2 separate regions of the Mus musculus genome follow, and region 1 is linked to region 2. Evidence: chromatin loops called from intact Hi-C (ENCODE). Cell type or tissue: gastrocnemius. All regions are shown on one strand. Each heading gives the region's core, and the rest is flanking DNA. Links, peaks and the distances in the headings are about the cores only.

Evidence for each region. A loop is a pair of places that touch in the nucleus more often than their neighbours do. Peaks named below come from ENCODE experiments on the same cell type or tissue, not always from the same donor. Only the 100,000 strongest peaks of a DNase experiment are listed, where the experiment ranks them.
Region 1: a loop joins it to region 2, with 2.0 times the contacts of the local background. A loop is called at or near these places in 6 of 42 quality-filtered maps.

What each region holds. Positions count from the first base shown.
Region 1 is chr7:145,027,828-145,030,744 of GRCm38, reverse strand. No RefSeq gene overlaps it. Among named protein-coding and RNA genes, the nearest start is that of Gm46023, 40 kb to the left of the region's middle. In gastrocnemius, for the core only: no CTCF peak of the experiment used is centred there; a DNase peak (open chromatin) is centred at 1,361; H3K4me3 peaks cover 37 bases; H3K27ac peaks cover 165 bases.
Region 2 is chr7:145,096,827-145,099,743 of GRCm38, reverse strand. No RefSeq gene overlaps it. Among named protein-coding and RNA genes, the nearest start is that of Gm46023, 29 kb to the right of the region's middle. In gastrocnemius, for the core only: a CTCF peak has its summit at 1,220 (motif pointing right); no DNase peak of the experiment used is centred there.

The sequences.
Region 1 (2,917 bases), core at 136-2,635, 69 kb after region 2:
AGTTCCCTAGTAGCCATTGAGTTCCCTCTGAGTCTGGGGCCCGCCCTAGCTGCCAGTAGGAGCATAAAGCTGGGGCCCCAACCGATTCCATCTTGGATTACTGGTGCTCAGGTTTACAGAGACCTCAGGAAAAATGTTTGGGAGGGAGTGGGCTGCTGCGGGCATGGCTTGACCTGATGCTTTTTAAATGAGTTAGCTAATTAGTAAATAAAACAAAACAAGGTCACAATCAGCCGAGGCTTACCTCAAATTCACAATGTAGCTGAGGATAATCTTTAATTTCTGATCCTTCTGCCTCTACCTCCTCAATGTTGGGATTACAGATTGCAAGTGTGCACCACCATTGCCTGATTTATGTATTGCTGAGTTGGAACCTAGGACTTCATACATGCTCAGTAAGCGTGCTATCAACTGAGCTATGTCTCCAGGTCCCAAGGCTGCTTCTGAGGTCTATGTACTGTCCTCCAGCCCCCAAGACTCTGGATCTGGAACTCAGACAATATCACTGCCAATGGGGTCCAGAATGCCACAGACCACTGTTGGAAGAGGAAAGACAGAGGCCTCTCCTCCTTGTAGGGCCATGTGCAGTTTGTTGTCTTGCAGAGCCTGACTGCACGCCCTTGCTGTAAGAGAGCGAGGGATAAGCCAGGTGACAACCGGTCCTCGGACAAGGTGAATGTCCCCCTGATGAAACAGTCCAGCAGGACCCATCAGGGACCCAGAACTCATTCCATTCCTGGGTGGTGGCAAAGTTGGTAGTGACCCAGGAGCAGAGAGGCTCCTGTTCCTTGCCAGGCAGCAGGTGCGACAAAGGCAGCGGGAACTATGGTCTCCAAAGCCCCATGTCCTTCTCAAGCATGGCCACCACACTGCTCAGTGGAGCCACTGAGCACGGGGACACACAGAATTTTCTCAATGGAAAGATTTCCTCATAGCAAGTATTTCGCCAGGGCCTCTTGGGTTGTGAAGGAGGCTCCACTGCTTCCAAGTATGTTGAGCAAGCCTAAGAGCTTAACTCAAAAAAGTAACAACAGTTGGGATGTAGCTGAGTCTTAGAGTGTTTGGGTTTGATTTCCAACACCACATAAACTCAGGATGCTGGCACATACCTGCAATCCCACAGCTAGAGAGATGGAGGCAGGAGAATCAGGAGTTTAAGGCTAACCTTGGCTACCCAACAACAACCACAAAAGCCCAATGAAGTCTGTGGTTGGAGGAGGCTGGCTGCACAGCTGAGCTGAGCTTCAGGTGGCAAAGCCCCTCCCCAGATAGGGCTCCTGGTTCCTCCTTTGTGCGGTGGTGGGCAGAGAAGGGCATTCCCATGCTGCTCTGCAGCACGTATGCAAAGCTGGATGCTCACAGAGACAGGTGAGAAAACCAATGCCCCTGGTGGGCAGGACGGTAACCACATGCCCCCAGGCTGCTCTCATTGCAGATGGTGTGAACCTAGGAGTCAGAGCTGCCGAGCATAAATAAGGGAAGCAGAAAACAGAGAGGGCTTGGTGGGGAAGCCAGGATACCACTTCTCTCTTCAGTCCTGGGCTGAGGCAGCCTCCCTCTGTTCATCTTCTTCTCAAACAGAAGATGTTAGGGGTAGAAAAGCCCATGGGTTCCCAGACCAAGGCAGGCACATTGGCTTCAGCAATACAGAGAGAACCCTTAGAAATTTAGTGACACATTTTCTTGTGGCTCAGAAGCATAGATGTACCCCAAGTGACTTGTAGACTGTCCCTTATCTCCCAGGACCTGCCTGTCCTCCTCGGCTGCCAATAATGGCTCCAATGGAGTTTCAGAGTCAGTCAGCAGGCTCAAGATGATAAAGTATTCCACATCTTCAGACATGAAAATATATGTCATAGAGTTAGGACATGGTTTTTGGAATGTTTCAGTCAGTACACACAGGTCACACTGCAGTAACACCCCCCACCCCCACCCTCCACACCACCCCCACACCACAATGGCTTAAAGTACAGTTGCAAATGTTCCCCATTAAGAGCCATATAATAAATAGGTTTTCAGTCTGTCTCAAGTAAAGTGGCTTCTGAGAGTGTAGATGTGACAAGGCCATGTTCTGGTAAGACTCCATCTGTGGAGAGACAGCAAATAGATAATGTGATGATTGGTCTGGGATCAACTAAGAGACAGGTCTTGTGGGCATTTCCAGGAAGGCAAACTGAGAAGCTGCTCCTACCAGAGTGGGTACCACCTTCTGGAAACAGACCAGATCTAAAGAACTCCTGGGGGAAAATAGGCCTATCATCTGCCTGCCTTTTCCCCTTGCTTGTAAGTGCATCAACACTGTTGCCGCTGCTGCTGCTGCCACCACCGCTGCCATAGCTGCTTTCTTCCACCATCCTTCACTGCTGTCAGGACCTTAACTCTTCAGCCTTCCAGTGAGGACTAAGGACCAGCAGCTTCTGTGAACCCTCCGGGTTCTCAGACTGTGACGTTGACCTTGTGGCATGGGTTCTGTCAGATCCTCAGCCTCCTCAGCATATAGAGGTCACTGTTGAACACTCTTGCCCATGTGGTGTGAGCCAATCTAATAAAGCCCCCTTGTGATATATTTTCATGATAATTACTCCTCCAGAGAACTCTTGACTAAAACAAATGGAAAACAGGCCACCAGTCAGGCCTCAACTGGACGACCCAAAGAGGGGGCTCCCAGGGACCAAGTACTTCTGTTCAGGTCTTTGCCAACTGTCCAAACATTTCCCAACCACCTTTATAGAACTTGTCTTAATCAGGGTTTCTATTCCTGCACAAACATCATGACCAAGAGCAAGTTAGGAAGGAAAGGGTTTATTCAGCTTACACTTCCATACTGCTGTTGATCACTGAAGGAAGTCAGGACTGGAACTCAAGCAAGTCACAAAGCAGGAGCTTTGGAGGGATGTTCTTTACTGGCTTGCTTGCT
Region 2 (2,917 bases), core at 274-2,773:
AGGGCTTCATAGGCCATTTAAGACACAGATCGGTCTCACTGGGAGGTAGAGAACTCGGGGCTGACTTGTGGCTTGGCTGTGGTGGGACCAGGAGAGAAGGGCAGCGATTCCCCAGTGTTTGAGCAGCTGGAAGAACAGTCATTCCTAGGGATGGAGGAGACAGGCTTGGGAAGCAGGTGACTCAGCCTGGATAAGGAGCCAGCAGGCTCTGGATCTGAGCCCAGGTCTGGAACCCCAGTCCTTTAGTCCCCCAGATTGTCTTGGTTAGTCTCTTCACTTCTAAGATCTCTGCACCTTCACCGGAAGGTGAAGCTTTGGGTTGCAGTGGCCCGGTGCTCCTTTCTTTAGTGGCATCCATACCCGCACATCGAACTTCCGTAATAAACTTCCAGTCAGAAAGACTGCTGTTGCTATGGTAATAGCACTGTTGATTGATGTGGATATGAGGCTTATTTTTAATGGTGAGAGAAGTAGGAGTGTGTGAGTTGTGTCGGTATGACAGTGATGATGGGTGGTGACAGTTAACGTAGTGGTGGATCTGACAGAGGAGGTGTTGGCGGTCCCGGGTATGGTGATAGCGCCCTTTGGATGGTGACAGTGATGAGGGGATGGTGATGATGCTGGTGCTGTTGGTAGTAGTAATGGCAGTGATTAATAGTGGTATGGATGATGGTGATGGTTTTGGTGGTGATGCTGCTGATGGTGGTAGTGGTGATGACAGTATCGGTGGTGGTGGTGGCAGTGGCAGATGTCAGTAACTGAGACAGATATGCACAGTGACACCTCACACGTGACATGAGGGTGAAGTAGTGAAAGGCAACCTGAGGTTGGGTTCAGAGTCATGATCCCTTTCTGCTCTACCTAGGAACCTGCTTGCTCTCGTCTACGTCTCTCCAAAGCTGCAGTATCTGAGTGTGCTCTCCCTTCTGGACACACCGAGGATCACAGTTACTGAAACTTGGAGTCTCTGGAATTGATCTAGGACTTGAAGGTCTTTGCTTCCCATGGCCACCGTGGCATCTGTGATCTTTGGTGGCGCTGGCTCTGACCTTCCTCCATGACAACATCTTCTTTGAAGAACCGTGTGCCTTTTTCAGTTCTCATAGTGTGGTTTGGAGGGACTGGCAGTGTGAGGACTCTTCTCTGACCACAGTCACAGTGGGGTAGGCATGTGACACAAGCTGACCAAGAGTCTCCCTGTGACTTTTCCTACCCAGCCAGCAGGGGGAGCTGTCACTTGGCTCAAGAGACAAGGGTGACAACTGTCACCTTTCTTATCCCGAAGGGTGCCTGTCTGCAACTGAGGACACCAAGAGAAGCAGAGACACAAACAATGAAGGAAGCTGTGGAGACAGAGGTAGTGTGGACGAAGACGGTCAAGGAATGGTTGCAGAGAGAAGTCAGTGGCTGTGTTTGAGCACCTAGATCCAGCTGTGCCTGAAGATGACAGGATACATCCATCCTGAAGCTCTGAGTCTTAGGAGCCACATGACAGTCTCTGGTAGTGAGCTGAGTCCATGTGTTTTGCATCAGTTCCCAGTGGCTGACCTCCTCCAGCTCCTAAGACCCCAGAACCTTCCTAAGAAAACAAACTTATGACAGGGCTAAATTCTCAGTTTGGGGACAAAAGATTCCTGTCTAGTCAGACCCAAATATGGCTCCTTTGCATCTTCTTTGCTAGGAACAGACTGGGACTGACCCAGCTCCAGCCAATGCTACCCAACCCCCACCATGGACACCACAGCAGCAGCCCTGCTAGGATAGCTTCTTTTCATTTTACAAAATCTCACAACTAGTTAAACCAATACAGGATGGCAGGGGCAGGAGAAAGATGTCACCTGATGGCTATCCTGATGTCAGAGAGAAACCCAAGAGACCCAGCAACCTACTCCTCAGACTTCTTGAGGTGCATGCCTTCTGTTTCCTGCCCGTGAAATGATAACTTAGGGCTTTGTTGGCCACCAATACATTCTAGAACCTTCCTGGATGAGTGTGGTGGCTGCTTCCGTGTTGCCCATAGCTTGATGTGCCCCAAGCTGTATCTGTAGGCCATTCCCTACTTCCTGTTATGAGATACAACCCAGGAGAACTGTGCCAGGAATACCTCAGAGTTGTGACACATTCAAATTTGAGAATGATCAGAGAAGAAACACTGTACTTATTTTTGACATTGTGCACAGGTGACTTGCTGCACTGTGTGTGTGTGTGTGTGTGTGTGTGTGTGTGTGTGTGTGTGTGTGTGTGTAGGGGGGTGGCTATCACGGAGGCAAGGACTACAGACATTATACGAGCTCTGCATTTTCATGCTCTCTGAGACATTGTGAGCCACCTGGGTAGATGGTGACAAGGCCCATATTGGTGACAACACAGATTTTATGTATTTCTAAAGAAATCAGGAGGCTGGAGGGATGGCCCAGCTGTAAAACTACTTGCTGCTTTTGTAGATGACCCGAGTTCAGTTCTCAACATTGACCTTCAGTGGTTCACAACCACCTGTAACTCCTGATGCAGAAGATCTGATGCCTCCTTCTGGACTCTGAAGATACCTACACACACACACACACACACACACACACACACACACACACACACACACAATCTTTGAAAAAGAAGAAATGGAGATGGGAGGCAGCTGAGGAAAGGCAGGTGGCTTCGTTAAGGTGGCCAGCCATGTGGCTTGCCAGGGACTTTCCTGATTGGTTTTGTCATTGAAAGTCCCCATGGTGGGAACTATTGCTTGGGAAAACCAGGACAGTGGGTCACCCACTGCCCTACCTTCCGGGGCATGTCCCCCAAGGGCTGTGTCACCTCTGGCACGTCCTGTGCCTACTTCTAGGACATTTGCTTCCAGGCTGCCTCCCACACTGGCTTCTGGGAAAGTGTTTGCCTAGCAGAGCCCAGTCTGACACCCTCAGGC